2 separate regions of the Homo sapiens genome follow, and region 2 is linked to region 1. A link is an interaction called in ENCODE POLR2A ChIA-PET data of the cell type or tissue named here. Cell type or tissue: OCI-LY7. All regions are shown on one strand. Each heading gives the region's core, and the rest is flanking DNA. Links, peaks and the distances in the headings are about the cores only. Region 1 holds the start of LINC02205 (long intergenic non-protein coding RNA 2205). Region 2 has its middle 26 kb from the start of LINC00593.

Evidence for each region. Peaks named below come from ENCODE experiments on the same cell type or tissue, not always from the same donor. Only the 100,000 strongest peaks of a DNase experiment are listed, where the experiment ranks them.
Region 2: POLR2A ChIA-PET joins it to region 1 with 10 read pairs; 1 of 35 experiments calls an interaction of 5 or more read pairs at or near these places.

What each region holds. Positions count from the first base shown.
Region 1 is chr15:70,501,402-70,509,479 of GRCh38, forward strand. It overlaps LINC02205 (long intergenic non-protein coding RNA 2205), which reads right to left and starts at 4,527. Exons shown (of 2, transcript NR_146562.1): 1 at 4,508-4,527; 2 at 2,506-2,724. RefSeq lists enhancers at 2,093-2,618, 2,619-3,142, 2,656-2,795, 2,896-3,035, 3,076-3,125 and 1 more. In OCI-LY7, for the core only: a CTCF peak has its summit at 3,691; DNase peaks (open chromatin) are centred at 2,170, 2,970 and 3,470; H3K4me3 peaks cover 1,856 bases; H3K27ac peaks cover 2,320 bases.
Region 2 is chr15:69,857,295-69,865,372 of GRCh38, forward strand. No RefSeq gene overlaps it. Among named protein-coding and RNA genes, the nearest start is that of LINC00593, 26 kb to the left of the region's middle. In OCI-LY7, for the core only: no CTCF peak of the experiment used is centred there; a DNase peak (open chromatin) is centred at 4,827; H3K4me3 peaks cover 1,018 bases; H3K27ac peaks cover 972 bases.

The DNA of each region.
Region 1 (8,078 bases), core at 2,142-4,641:
GCCTCATCACTTGTTGGTGCTTCAAGAGCATGAGGCTCCCACACATAAATAGCCCAGAGTCACCCAAACCTGGCTCTGGAGCCAGACTGGTTTCAGATCCCAGCTCTGCCACAGGCTGTGTGACCTCAAGCAAGTCACTTAACCTCTCTGAGCCTTAGCTTCCTCTTCAGAAAAATAGGGACAATAAAACTACCTGCCGTGTTGTCAACATGGATTAAATAATAATGAATGTGCCTGAGGTATTGTTTGAGATCATCTGGAATCTATTATTACGGTAACGCTTCTGATCAAGGGGAAGGGGTTGGGCTGCCCCTCTACTTCCTCCCCCAGTGCCCACAGTTGCTACCCTCCAGGGGCTTCTTCCCCTTTCGTGGCTGCCCTGTCTTCAGTGTCCATTTTACCTCAATGTCACCTGCATCTTGGGTCATCAATTGGCCTCAATTCACCTGCAGAAAGCCCATGAAATGTCCCAGCATAAGCCTCCTGGCTGCAGGAAAGGTTCAGCTCTCTGTGCAGATACCAAGATGGGCTTGTATGAGAAGTGACAGTGAACACCAGAAAGGACCTGGGTAGTCAGGGAAGAAGAGGCCCCATACCAGGAGTCAGGGCCCGTGGGCGCCAGCCCCAAGTCTGAGCCACTTCTCCGCTCTGGGTCCAGCTCTTCTTTGAATAAAACAAGAAGGTTGGACCAAAGCTGTAGATTTCAAATTGTGCTACTTGGTGACACCTCCATACCCACGGGCCCAGGAGGGCAAGGCTGAGATGGCACAACTCTCTCTCTGGTCTGTTTGATATGGTATTGGGGCCCCATGGGTGTTCTCACTTGAGACAAAATCAGCTCCTGCAAAACCACCACTCCACCAACTGCCCTGGACATCTGCCTAGACCCTGGGCCAAGTCAGGAGGAGGTGGTCAGTTCAGTTGCTGAATGAATTATGGGAAGAGCGGGCCACTGATATGGGAAGAGCAAGTCCTGATGGAAGTGCATGGAGAAAGGAAAAAGAAGAAAACCCGGTAAGCAAGAAAGAGGGTGTCTAGAAAAGAAAAGGGATTGAAGTGGAGGGGGCTTCCAGGGTCCCCATGCACCAGCGCCCACACCAACCTCACGAGGGGCTGGCCAACCTGTACGCCAAAAGGGGCTGCTCTCTCTCTCCCAGCAGCTCCACCATCTTCTGCCCTGAATGTCTGATGGCCCCGCAGGAAGGACGGTGCTTCCCAGATCTGGAGCAGTGGAGGCCGAGCCGGTAATGAGACCCCCTGGGTCCCCTCCTGCAGTAGCCATGCTGCATCTGGCAACCAGCTGGGCCCTCCCTCCCTGCTGCCACCCCCTCCATCCACGCCATGCTTGTTTGTTTCAACTGAAGCTCACAGTGTAAGAGCCACAGATCTCACTGACGGCTAATGGCCAGGGCTGGGCTGCCCGGCCAGGTTCCCATGGCGGGCTGGTCAGACCGCCATCCCACCTGTGCCCACACCAGTCCCTCCACCTACTGCCTCCTCCACTTAGCATTTTTTTCTGGGCAGAAGAACCTTCTAGAGAGGTCTCAATGCTCAATAATGACAGGCACTGGCACCTGCCACTTCTAGCATCTGAGAGATAGGTAGGTCCATTTAACAGATGAGGAAAATAAGGTCCAGAGAACAACTTGTCCAGGTCCACACAGCTACTTGGGTAGAAGCAGCACTTGAACCCCGGTCTTCTGATTCCAAAGCGAGCACCCTTGCCAACAATAACAACCACTGCATATCAGCCATACTCATGTCAGTCTTTCTGACATTCATTTACATATTTACATCACAAGGTGAAAAAGAAACTAGTCAAAAGTAATAGGCAAGAAAACTTGAGACACTGATTCTCACAGTGTCACATGGAAGGAGAGAAGGGGCCTTCCATTTGTCACCACTTTCAGAGTGGGCCTTTACATCCTCAGTATTCAAATGTAGAAACTGAGGCCCAAGGAGGTTAAAGAACCGAAGTCGCCCCATGTTTCATGCAGCAAGACCATCACAGGCCAGAAAGTAAGCCATTTCCACTCCCCAAACCGCCCCCCAAGCTGGGCAGAGCGCTCACTGTGCACCTTCTGTGCTCTCTGCAGACAGCAGAGTGCTGGATGCTGAGGCTCCTGTCTCAGGGGAGCTGATGGTGTGAAGGAAGGGGTTAGAATAATGTCGCTTCCTGCAAGAAGCTTCCTACAAGAGTCCCCTGGCTCCCTGGCCTGGGGCCAGGACTTGGTCACACCCTTTCCTCGCACCCTGTCCCTTTTCTTCACACCACAAATCACAGCCTGTCATTCTACATAGGGGGGGTTAACCAGGTGAAGCTTCTGTCCCTTTTCTAGAGTGTGCAGAGACCCAGTCTCTGCCCAGCACAGAGCCTGGCACAAGGAGACACCCATAAACAGCTGAATGAATGAATGCATGAAGGAACAAATGTTGAAGCAGGCAGTGAAGTGGGAGGGCAGAGAATAGAGAGAGGGGTACAAACGCAGCCGCCCAGGGAGAGCGTAGAAGAGAAAGGTTGCATTTATCTGTGGGCGGGGAAGACAAGCCATGGCGGGTATCCACAGCAGAGCTCACCCCCGAGACCAGCCCAGGGCCTCGCGGCTGCTCTTCTCTTAAACAGGCAGTGGAAGACAGGGGAGCGGGCTCCATTTCCACCGTGCTCCCAGCCTGCTGGAGACCTTGCTTGGGGGCCTTTGCTCCTCTGGGCCTCAGTTGCTTCTGCTGTAAACAGAGGATGGAGTTGTCTTTGTCAACCTTTGAAAACACTTCTATTTCTGAAACCTCACAGCTGGGCCCAGCCTGCAGCTCTCAGGGTTTCTTCCCTCAGCACCAAAAGCCCATCCCCTAAAGCCTTGAACCCCAGCAGGGAACACTGCCTCCAAGACAGCTGGGATAGGGGCTGACCCTGAAGTGGCCACGTGGTTCCCAAAACTTGTAAGAGTTCCCCTAAATTCCCCTGGGTCTACTTATGGCCCCAGGCCAGCTGTGCCTTACTCACAGCCACAAGGCCTGGCTCTGCTGAATCTCAGCTCTGTGGTCTTGGGCAAGTCACCATGAGCCTCAGTGTTCCCATCTGTGAGACAGGAGAGGAGCCTTATGCCAGCAACACCCCTCCCCAAAGTGACTGTGAGCTCCAGGTGGAATCAGTGAAGCTCTGCATGTAGAGGGAGGACATCAGGACCAGGGAGGAATGTGTCTTTGAGGTGGCCTCCCCTCTCCACCCCGTCTTGTTCCCATGAATGACACGCTGTGTCCTGGGGCCTTTCTTCTTTGTAATCCCAGTGTCACTGAGGGCAGCTGAAGTGCTGCTTCTTCCCAGAGCTGTGTCAATGTGGGGGTGGGGGAATCTCCTGAAAGCCAGATCAGCACCCTCTAACCTCAAGGTTCCTGGCAGTCATCAAGGGAGCGCCTGGGGACAGGAAGCACTGAGCTTCCTCCACCAGCTGCACACTCGGCCAGCTCCTGAGAGGCTCTGGGCTCAACAGAGCCCAACGTCCGGTGTGACCTGCAGAAGCTCCTCCCCCGATGCCAGCACCTGAACCTCGGGGTACTGCCTGGTGACGAGTGGCGGAGCTAAGATGCCAGCTCCAGAATGTTCCTCAGGGAACCTCTCACTGCACAGACAAGGGGGCATGAGCTACCCAGCGCCCCCCGGCGAGGCAGTCCCAGGCCCCGACATTTCAGCTGCATGTGGTGCCCCACAGGTGCCCATGAGGAGGAGCTGAGACTGCAGAGGGGAGCGGCCCGCTGGGTCCATCTGCCCACCTGCGGCACGGGGGCGTCTGACGGGCACCCCCACGGCACCCCAACACGGGGGCTTAGGGACTCCCACATCTCCATTATGAGGGCTCAGATTTGTGGGCCAAATTCAAGCCTGAAGCTTCTCTGTTATTTGGCTGCAAAAGAATTCCTGGTGGGAGTGAACACCACCCACCCCTAACAAGGTGTCAGCCCTTTACCTTCTAGCTCCTGCTGCTCCCAAACCCCAGAAAAACCCACTCTGATTTGGCCTTGAAAACCAGAACAGTGACCCTTGCTGGCAGCCAAATGTTTGCACCACAGGCTCTGACATCCAGGCGTCTTAGGGTTGTCTTAGACATCCAGACAGCAAGACAGGCAGTGGGCAGCAGACCAGAGGTGATTGAATGGCCAACTACACCCCATGTGAGAGCAAAGTCCATGAGGGATACCCCTCTCCCCAATTCTTCTGGGGCCTTCCCTCCCCATAACACTTCCATCTGCCCAGACAAGGGCTTCTGGTGCCAGGGGCAGCTCCCTTCTTATCCTTTATACTTGGCTGTTTGTGCAGACCACACAAAGATGAGTCATGCTGAAAGGCAGAACCTGCCCAGGGCTCCGTGAGTAATTTAGGCACTCACTCTACTTCTATTAAATCCCCTTCCCTTGAGGATATTAATGGGAAAGAAATCTGACTAAAGTAATTCACACTCAGGTGTAGCTGACTAATAGCACTATGCGGGTGGGGAGAGGTGGGGAGGATTACCTTTTAGGTGTCTTGCTAACCCCAGATAGAGGAAGAAATCTCAGGCAGTTGACCAACCCATGATATCAGCCCTGAAGGCAGCTTAAGAGAAAAGGCAGGGGGTTGCATTAGTTCCCCAACATCTCTGCCGGGAAAGGACCTCAAGATCCATTATGCATTTGTGAGGTTAATCACAGCATCATAGCTGCTCAGAGTCAGAAAGACCTCACAGGCCAGGCAGACCCCTGGGGTATGCAAATGTGTGCAAACTAACATCCAGATTGGCATTCATTATTCTGTGGTCACCAGCTGAGGGACTTCTGTGTGGAGCACAGCTACGCTGCTGGCAGGAGCCCTGATGTGGAGCAACAATATCCTACTGGAAATGCCCAGGGTGGCCTTGGAGAAACTCCAGAGGGGCACAGGGATTGGCCTGCTGGACCCAGCTCTGGAGGACCAGCCAGAGATGCACACACACTCACTCAAGATGAAGTGCAAGCCTGTGTGTTTTAGTAAAAGGCAAATCTGAAACCGCCTTTGCAAAAATCATAACTAAGGAAATTATGACAGTGAGAGAAACCTGACAGGGCTGACTCCATCTTGTCTCAAGCCTCACAAGTTGGCTCTCTTTGCTCATTCTTGGGCTTGGGCCAAGCTAACTCTGGGAGACATTTATAGTTTAAATAACAGCTCTTCCCAAAAGCTAACGTGTTCTTGTAAAACAAATAAAAGGCCACCAAGTTAGGATAAGAGGGGCTTGAATTCTAATTATTATCAGCTATTGTTCTGGAGGTCATAAGATTTACAACTTCTCCAATTACTCTTGAAGATAACATCACTGTTGTAGAACCTAACATTGGCCTTTTGAGATAACTTTTCAGTTTTTTGCATGTCTGGCAACCTGATGGCCCCAGCTGGACCTGCCAACCACTTCTGTGGCCCCCACCCAGGAACCGCCTCAGCATAAGAGGACAGCTTTGACTCCTTATGATTTCATCCCCAAGCCAACCAATCAGCACTCCTGACTCACTGTCCTCCTACCCACTAAATTATTCTTAAAAACACCGATCCCTGAATTCTCAGGGAGACTGATTTAAGTAATAATAAAACTCCAGTCTCCCGTACAGCCGGCTCTACATGAATTGAACTCTTTCTCTATTGCAACTCCCCTATCTTGATAAATTGGCTCTGTCTAGACAGCAGGCAAGATGAACCTGATGGGCAGTTACAAATCATGCAAAGATGATATGAAGCAAATTACAGGGGAATGACCACAAAACAATCACCATCTCTCCCTGCCTGGTAAGGGTCCTACAACCCTGACAGAGGCGGTATAGAGCGGCAAATCAGGGGGAAGGGATAGCCTCTCACCACACCCAAATGTCCTCCAGCACCATCCTCCTTGGTCTGTTGCCCAGCAGTGCTCTGGGCCAGATACCTGTGCTCGGCACTGAGGGGCACCCAGTGTGACTCAAGCAGAGTCTCTCCCCCAGAAGGGGTTACTGGAGCCACATGTCCAACCACCAGGTCAGGTGAGAACTGAAGCTCAGAACCTCCATGCCAGGATGGGTCTCCATCTGTCCATTATCCACTACTGTTGTGTAGACTGTGCAAAGATGAGTATCAGGCTGGGCGCCGTAGCTCATGCCTGCAATCCCAACACTTTGGGAGGCCAAGGTGGGTGAATCACTTGAGCCCAGGAGTTCAAGACCAGCCTGGGCAACAAGGAGAAACCCCACCTCTACAAAAAATACAGGCACACACAAAAAATTAGCAGGGTGTGGTGGCACGCACCTGTAGTCCCAGCAACTCAGGAGGCTGAGGTGGGAGGGTCTACTGAGCCTAGGAGGTTGAGGTTGCAGTGAGCTGTGATTGTGCCACTGCACTCCAGCCTAGGTGTCAAGATGAGACCCTGTCTCAAAAAAAAAAAAAAAAAAAAAAAGAAGAAAAGAAAAGAAAAGGAAAAGATGAGTAACAGCTCTCCAAGGCAGGGCTCACCCAGGGCCTCACAGATAACCACTCATGTTGAACAAACCTTGCCTCACCAGGCTCTTAAAAGTGAATTTCAACAGAGGGACAAGTGAATGGAATGAATAAATAAATATTTACCATGTAGTATGAGTCAGGCACAGCAAATAGGGTGTCTTGTTTACTCACAGTGGCCTTAGGAGGAAGGTATTAGCATCTCCAATGGACTATTGAGGAACTAAGACTCAAAAAGATTAAGTGCCTCACCACGTCACACAGCTAGAAATTGATATGACCTCCACATTCATGGAGAAGTGAGGGGAAGTGGAGGGAGCTAAGGTTAATGTGGGTGATGTCAGAGGTACTGGTGACTTGCAACTGCCCTCCCCCTCATCTGGCCCCTCCCACTTCCAGCATGCACTCTCTCACCCACCTCATGCCCCAGCACTCACACACAATTCATGCTGTAGAGCACAGTTGGGCAAGGCAAGTGGCAGCTTTGAGCTCCCTCTGGAAGGGGCAGGGGAGGGGGAAATCATGCCCTTAGAGGCCCCTCCCCAACCCCTCCCTCCCCACCCCCAATCTGCTGCAGCATCTGCCTCCCCAGTGTCAGCATCAAAGATTCATCAAAGCTGAAGCCCAGCAAAGTGTGTGCTTCACATCTCTAAATGTGCTTCTTCCCAATGAAAAATTCAGTGGAAAATGCAGGGAGTTAAAGAGGGGAGAAAAAAACAGATTTGAGAAGGAAACAGGGAAGGAAGAAGAGAAAAGAGAGCTGCCTCTGCACTGTGGTTCCACTGAATCCACCCACACTTACTGAGCATCTGCCTTATTTAGGGCACTGTACCAGGCACAGAGGTGCGACCGCCAAATACAGCCTCATAGGCTGCGCACTGCACAACTTTGGGGGAACCATTCCCAGAGATGCATTCTGGCTCCTGTCCAAATGGCGTGGGAGTCAGGAGGCCTGGGTGTCTGAGTCTGCTCCGCCACTCATTAGTCATCTAACATTCTTGAGTCTCAGATTTCTCACATCCAAGCCAGAGGTTCCAATACCCACCCCTCTCTTCTTCCAGTGCCCTGAGGAACATGTGCACAGGTTGTAAACTGTTGTGATAAAAAGAAAGTAGATAACTCATCCTACAGAGAAGCCCAAACAATGGGTTCAGGAAAAGAAGAGGAAGGGACCATTTCCAGTGGGGACAGTAGAGGGGGCTGCTTCCTGGAAGAGATCTTTGATCCCAGTTGTAAAGGATAAGGAGGAGTTCAGCAGACAAGCCACTGTGACAAATGAGCAGCTACTGCAGGTCCAGGCAGAGTGACAATGTGGGCAAACACCCAGATAGAGGAATGAACAACTTGGGCAGTGAAAGGGACTGTCTGGTTTGGCCCAGGAGGAGCTGGTGTAGGAAGTCCAACAGAAGGATGGACTTAGCTGATAATAAGATGAAAAAAGATTTTATCACTACAAGGAAGGCCTTGAGTGGCCTGCAGGTGTGGCAAGGAATCAGGAGATTGCTCGCCTCCACCTCTCATTGGTTTTGTCACTTTAGATGAGTCACAGCTTCCCTCAAACCTCAGTTTCCTCATCCATAAAATGAGGACATCAGACCAAGTGATCTGC
Region 2 (8,078 bases), core at 3,637-6,136, 640 kb before region 1:
CATTGAGGATGGAACCGGGGCAGATGGGAGGTAAAGAAAAAGGAGAAAACGTGTTTTTTGTTTTTTGTTTTTTGTTTTTTTTTTGCTAACTCTGAGTTGAGCGTTTCAGGAGTGGCTTGGGTTGCCAGCATTGGGGAGTGTGACGGAGCCAATGGGCCATGAAATTTCAGAGCATCTTGTGGTTGAAGTGGAGGGGCACACCAGGAAGGGGCAGCCACTCTGCAGTTTCACTCAGATCCTGGCTGAGACCCCAGCCCTCACCTCCGGGAGCCTGCAGTTGTGAAGATACGTTCTTTCTAAATGTGTCTCTATATCTAGGCACATCTAAATATGCTTAGCATTTGACCTGCACATAACGAGAGCTCAAAAAATGCCTACTAAATAAAGAAATAAACAAATGCAAGCGTGAGGCCAAGGCCGGCTCCCAGCATTGCTGACCCTCAGCCCACCATGTGTCTCATCTTCTAGGCAGGGCTTATGTTCCAAACCAGCCTGGCATCCTCACATGTGGGACCCTCGGCCACAACCCAGCTTCCTGTTGTAAAGATAAAAGGCTATTTAACATTTCCTGTAAATTGCACTTAGGCTCCGGATCAAAGGGTCCCGCTGGGACTGCTATTTCAAACCTCAGTTCTCTTAGTGAGGAGCTCCCCGAGCCAGGGCGGTCGATACTGACAGAGGGAAGCCTCTGCTGCCTGTGGGGGTGCTCAGGCAGACATACTAGGCCCTTGCCCCCAGGGGCTTATCCCAAGGGGTTGGTCACCCCATGTCCATTAGAAGTGCAGATCAGGAAAGGAGGGTCTCTGAAGGCCATCACTCAGGTGTCAGGGAATGAAGGCAGCCAGAGCGGCAGTGAAGGACACACAGCATGCTGCCCAGGAGCAGTCCTTGAGTTGCAAACCACAGAACAGCTTGGGACTGGATGAGGCAGGGTCCTTGCTGGAGAGATGGCAGGAAACTCACAGGAGGGCCCGTGGCTGAGAACCAATCTGAGAAACAGAATGAGAGCCAAGCCAGGCTGGTCCTGGAGCTCCTGGCTAGGGAAGCTGTGGAGAAGGATGTTCTTGGACCTGCCCCTACACTCCTGCTTCTCACTGGGCTCCAGTGGCAAAGCCCTGGGAGGGGTGGGAGCTGGGCTCAGCTTGGGGCCTGGGCCTGCCCCTAGCTGGGGTGAGCAGCCCCTCCCTCGAGAGCCCCTCCGAGCCTGCACCAGAGGGAGAGCCTGGGGGCATCGGGCAAGGAGGGTGTTCTCTGGGCAGCGAGGAGATCAGCATGGGCAGGACTCAGGCAGGGCCTCTTGCTGGGGGCTTGGCCTCTTGCTGGGCACTTGGTGTCTTGAGACGGGCTCCAAATGGTAAAAAGCATAAGCACCTCCTCCTTTATGGTTTTATGAGCAAATGTGTGATTTCCCCCACTGTTGTTTTGGAGACTGTTGAAAGCCTGCTTCCATGTAACCCAACACAGCCAGCTTTTCACTACTTTACCCCTCTCCAAGTCTTTTTTCACCTTCTCTTTCCCCTGGAAAAGTGGAACAAATTAGGCAGGCAGGTGATGGGATTTTATGCACCCAAGTAGGCCAAAATAGAAAAACTATAAAGGCCAAGCAGTCTTCAACTCTAGGTACCCAGAGGATTCCTTTACTATAGAACAGCACCCAGTTAGTTGGTGTGTAGGTGCTCACACCTGTGGTCTCAGCGCTCAGAGGCTCAGGGAGGAGGATCACTTGAGCCCTGGAGTTTGAGGCTGCAGTGAGCTGTGATTGCGCCACTGCACTCAAGTGTGGGTGACAGAGTGAGACCTCATTTCTGTTTTTTAAAATAATATTTTAAAGAAAAAATAAATAGCACCCAGGACTCCCTAATTGCTGCTTGTTAGAACAGGAAAGCTCAACGTTTTAGAATGATTTTCATATGAAATGGTTAATACTTTTAACAATATATAGTTCTTAAATTGAGAACCTTAAATTAGCTGGAAATAAACTTTTTGGAGCCCCTCTTGGATCTCCAGGCCAGCAGGCATTCATTTTTTTTTTTCCTTTTTCTTTCTTTTTTTTTTTTTTTTTTTGAGATGGAGTTTCACTCTTCTTGCCCAGGCTGGAGTGCAGTGGCATGATCTGGGCTCACTGCAACCTGTACCTCCCAGGTTCAAGTGACTCTGCTGCCTCAGCCTCCCAAGTAGCTGGGATTATAGGCACATGTGACCACACCCGGCTAATTTTTGTATTTTTAGTAAAGACGGGGTTTCACCATGTTGGCCAGGCTGGTCTTGAACTCCTGACCTCAAGTGATCTGCTCACCTCCGCCTCCCAAAATGCTGGGATTACAGGCTTGAGCCACCACACCCAGCCTCACATTTACTCTTACCAACACAGACACACAACTGGGGTCTGGGGAGCGGAGATAGAGTCCCCCTTTGTTCTTTCCATCAGGCCAAGAGTTGTCATTGGAAGAGCACCAGACAGGGGGTTGAGTGGGTCTGAAGATTAATATCAGCCCTGTCAGTAAGAGCTGTGGGACACTGGGCAAGTTACTTCAACAAACCCTGGCCAGCCTGAGAGAAGAAGGGGATAGAAAACACTTGGAGTTAGTTCTGAGAATTAAACGAGATCCTATAGGTAAAGCCCCTACCACAAGGCCTGGTGTAGAGAAGGTACCCAGTGAGGTTAATTGAATGGAAAAGTGGGGGAGAAGGAAAAGGGTGGACTGGCGGATCCCCGCATGGTGTAATAGCGTCCCAGATCCTACCGGACCTGCCAGCTGCTGCCTGAAATTCTACCATTAAAGCATCTTCCCTTTAGCCTGAAGCACTGATTCCAATTAAAATGCTAATTATCTCCAAGGGTTCTACTTTTCAATTTTTTTTTTTTTTTTTTGCTAGTTTTTATCATTGACCCAGAGTGTGAATGAGGGATCTGAGAGCTGCTCTTCATGAACAGAGGTTGGAGAGGACAGCCTATTCCTCCAACAAGCCAATTTCTGCAGCCCCATGGCCATCGTTTCCCATCTGGTCCCTACCTTGGTTGGGGTGCCCTTCTCACGAGCACCTGCATCCTCCACACCCACTCCAGCTGCTGTGCCTTTGGGCTTGTCTTTCCTTCTGCCTGGAGCGCCCTCCTTGCTCCTCTCCGGCCCACCCTCCAAGGCCCAGCTCAAATCCCACCTCCAGCTCACGGCTCTTTCACTTTCCTCTCCTCCAGGATATCATCACCCCCATCTGCTTTAGCCGTTAATGAAGGATGACAGTGTGCAGTGCGATGGTGATTCTGAGAAAGGCTTGTGTGTGGATAGCAGCTCCAGTTCCCAGAGGTCTTCCATAGGCAGTATAGATCACGAGGCCAGTGTCATGGGAGAGAACATGGTTCTTGGAGCTGGGCAAACTGCTCACATCCCAATTCCACCACCATGGGACCACATGCATTCATCAACACCTCCAAGACCCGGTCTCCTCCTCTATAGGATGGAGAATCAGCATGAGGAACAATGTAAGAATGTAGATAAAAGGCCTGATATTTAATAGGGTCCCAGAATACCAGCTGCATCTTCTTTCTCATGATAGATGATAACACTCAGCCTGAGCATTATTATCCCCATTGGACGATAGATAAACTGAGGCCCATGAAGGTAAAGAGACTTGTCCAAGGTCACATGGCAGCCTGGTGCCCCAGCCAGCGCCTCCCTGGCTCCTGCTCTCTGAAGTGGAGCTGTCTGGGTCGATTCGGCCAGCTGGGGGGTGCAGGAGGATGTGAGGTGACCAGAAATAAGAGGCAGCTGGAGGGTACAAATCAGCAGCCCGGAGAAGCCTCTGCTCTGGGGATTAATTAAACAGAGGCTTTCATGTCATCTCTCTAACAAGGTTCTCCGTCTCCCACGGTTTTGCTGGAGTGGAGTTAATCTCGGTTTCTCTCTGCACTTCAGCTGTTGATGCTGAGGCGATTATGAAGTGAGCAGCTGTCACCTCAGAGGGGAGGGAGCATGGGGCAGAATCGGGTCAGCACTGTAAGGGTCTGTGCTCCTTTTTTACAGGTGGGGAAACTGAGGCTGGAAGGGACTGGCCAGAGGTTTCTTTGCAAAGAGCTCCCCATGCCCACTAGCCAGGAACTGACTTGGGCAGGTGAAAGTCCAGGAGAGAAAGTGAAGACGGCATGGAAGCCTGTGTTCATTCCTATGGTCATTCTCAAACATTTACCCTGGGGCCCAACTCCCTACTAGGCCTGGGAGCCCAGGGGGAATGCAGGAAGGCTTTCTTGAGCAAGTGTTGCTTCTTGCTGAGTCTTGGAGGACAAGTAGCATGTTAGCTAGAGATTTACATTCTGGACACTAGAGACATTTGGGGCTGAATAATCCTTTGCTGTGAGGACTGCCCTGCACGTTGTAGGATGTTTAGCAGCATTCCTGGCCTCTGCCCTCTGGACACCAGCAGCACCACCATCCTTCCGCCCCCTACCAGTCGTGACAACCATAAACATCTCCAGACATTACCAAATGTCCCATGGAGAACACAGTCACCTCTCATTGAGAACCCCTAGATAAATTAAGGAGGGGCATTCCAGACAGGGGAAATCCCGTGAGACACAGGAGAAGGTTTGACACTGTTGGGGAATCACAAGGTTTGTCCAATGTGAGTGAGACATTCCTTCCAGGCTGTGGGGGTGGGCGGAGAGGCGGTTGCAGACATCCTCAGGGATATCTAATGAAAGGCATTGTGTGCTCAGCTCAGGCTCCTGTAAACCGTTCTGGAAGTTACTGTTCTCTTAATCTGACCTCTTCAGCTGACAGCAGGTTTCTTGTCTTATCCACCTGTGTGTTGAAGCCTCAGCAAATACCCTGGGGGTTGAGCTTCTGCAGGAACTCTGAGACCACATTGTCTCTGTGGGGGCTGCACACACAGCTGGCAGTTGCGCCTTCACCTTTAGAATAATCACAGGCATCCAGATCACACCGTGTCCCTTTCCTGACTCAGTTGACATAAACTTAAAGTTGATTTGTTTAAGTGATGACACAAGAAAGAATGTGGGCTAGAAGAGGGGAAGGGTGCAAAGGCATTTTACGACCATCCAGGCATGAGGAAGCTGATTAATTCCCACTTAATGAGTATATTAGATTCCCTCTTCAATCAAAACATCTATTAGAAAAGTCACCTATACCAGATGGATCAAGGAAACAGATGTTTTCAAACCTTGACCAAAGATTAGCCAATGGAGTCTTTTAATTGATGCCTGCCTAAGTGCATGTAAGATAATATTCACTTTAGGAGGACCAGTTTGTCCACAATGTGTTCAGCCAAAGACATTGCATGAAGCGAGTCACCCCATGTTAGTCTGTACCTAATTCCCAACCCAAATACACTTGACTATTTTGGTCTAGACCACACTTGATCATCACAAACAGCCACCAAATCCCTCTCCTCTCCTATTTACGGATGGAAACAGCTGCTGTATTTGCATGCCCTGCTCCTTAATATAAACACAACTCTGATTTCCTAACTTTCTTTGGGGAATTCCTCCTGGGCGTCCATGTTTATTTATGAAGCTGGTGTGGAAATACAGCAGGCACCATTGTACTTTCTGGGGGTTTAGTTGAGGTCAGCGGTGGAGTGATAGCATTACTTGGATGAAGGAGTAGAGCACCCCAATGCCAGTGGGCCACCCCCGTCTCCTAGGCATCAAAGCCCCATCCCCCAGGCCAGGATCAGATTTTCCTTGAAAAGGATCTTCGTGCCATGGATTATCTTATCTTTCGGTTGCTTCATTTTGCTTTGCCTGCCAGGCAGCTCAGAGGTTAATCAGATCTTATCTCAGGCTCCCAAACAGTTCTTTCTCCCAATTCTCTAAATGGCTTGAGAAACCTCTTTGGTTTATTTCTTTCTCTTTTTGGCTACTTTATATATGTATTACTATTGTAAACTCCCTTAAATACATTCAGGAAGTAGATGGGGTATAAGTCACGAACAAATAAACCTCAAATGCACTAAACATTTCCTCCCACCTCCATGAAAATGTAGCTATTTTTTGTCTTTTTTGCTGGAGGATTCCTCCTGTATTAGAGAGCTGATAAAAATGGTGAGATGGAGTGTTAGCCCTGGAACGGACCATTTCTTCTAGGAAAAAGGAAGAAATTCGCATTATGAACTGCCCAAAGTCATTTGCCTGTATTTTCAACACAGAGAGGAGAACACCAAGGTCCAGAAAAAAAGAGAAATGTTTTTTTCTCAAGCCAAGACTAGAGCCCGTGTCTCCCAGCAGCTCCCAGCCTGGGGCTCCATGCATCACTGCCCTGCTGTATCTGTGGGGCTGATGAGGCACTGCCAGTCAGTGAGTTAACAGAGACCTACTCAAGCCAGTTTCTTGTTCCTACAGGGAAGTTCTACTGGTGGGAATGTCAAAGGGAAATCAGAGATTTTAGCAACCCAGTTCACTGTTTAGGTTCTGAGCACATGGGAGGACCTCAGCTGTGGTATTCAGACAGCTTGTTGTCAGCCTGTGTTACAAAGCCTTGTGTTGCAATGTGACAGAACAGGTTGGGAGCAAATAGGCCCGGGCTTTTAACCCAGAAGGAGAGGGCAGCAGCTTCTAAAATTTAGGTAAGGTTAAGAGTCAACCCCAAAAAGGACAATTCTGGCTTCTCAGATTGGGACATCTGGGCCTACCTTCTGTACGATGCTTGGATTTCCTATAGTAATTTGACCATGTGTTTGCCCAGCCTCACCTTGACCATCTCCAGGGACAGAGAATTCATTACCTACATGGGGTTTGAGCCAGCTGAAACAGAGAAGAACAGGCAGGTGGCGGATGTCCTGACTCCCAGGGTCCTGGGTCCCCCAGGTCAAAGAGATGTAGTGAGAGAGCATTTGGGTGGTGTATATTTCTAGAACAAAGGGAGCTCCCCAGCTGTCTTCTGGGACCCTGCATATACCATGGGTACTGGCCTGAGCTGGTCCCCCTTATTAAGGCAGCCATGGGTCCTTGGATCACCTCCCTCAGGAGTCCACTGTGCAGTGCCTGGCCTGCCTTAAGAGATGAGAGTGGGATGCTGAGGGCTGTAGCCAGGAAGAGCCAAAATAAAGGCTGGAAAATAAAGCTGCTTTTTATCCTAGACATCTTCTCTGTGAGAGGGAGATCGGGAATTAGGTTTGGGAGGGGTGAGGTACAGGGTTCTGATTTGTAGTTTTTGATGATTCCCATGGTGTATTAGTCTGTTCTCATGCTGCTGAGAGACATACCCAAGACTGGGAAATTTACAAAAGAAAGAGGTTTAATTGGACTCATAGTTCCACATGGCTAGGGAGGCCCCACAATCATGGCAGAAGGCAAGGAGGAGCAAGTCACATCTTACATTGATGTCAGCAGGCAAAAAGAGAGAGCTTGTGCAGGGAAACTCCCGTTTTTAAAACCATCAGATCTCGTGAGACTCGTTCTCTATGACGAGAACAATGCAGAAAAGACCTGCCCCCATAATTCAATCACCTCCCACCAGGTTCCTCCCACAACATGTGAGATTTGGGTGGGGACACAGTCAAACCATATCACATGGTGTAAATAATCCCACCAGGGTCAATTTCCAGCTGCCCATGTGAGGCCGCTACTGCAGAACTGGAAAGAGAGACTAACAATCATCTTCCTAACAGGTCCCAGCTGGCCCCAGCACATCACTGGCTGAATCCATGGTCTGGTCTTAGTCACTGCTCTGATTCTAACCTGCCCTATACATTCTGGCTTGGTTTCCACATCTACACAACAGAAGTAAGAACAGCTGTCTTCACATGCCCCACAGAGGTCATCAGGTAGTTTTTGGAGAAGTCTTAGAAAATAATAAAAGTTTTACATTATCATCAAGTTTGATCTTCTGAGGCAAAATAAAGAAAATGCACAAGAGTATAGCTATCAAGATGGAACAAAGAGAGAGGCCTGAGTTTTGAATCCAAAACCCCAGCCTTGAGTCCAAGTGGTTACCTGTGAAACCTTGGGCCCTAGCTTCCCCACCTGTGAAATGTGTGTCCCACTTCACACTGTGGCAACCTCCAGGGGTATTGTGAAACCCAGGGGGATTAAAGAAAAAATATACATTTTCAAGAGCCCATGT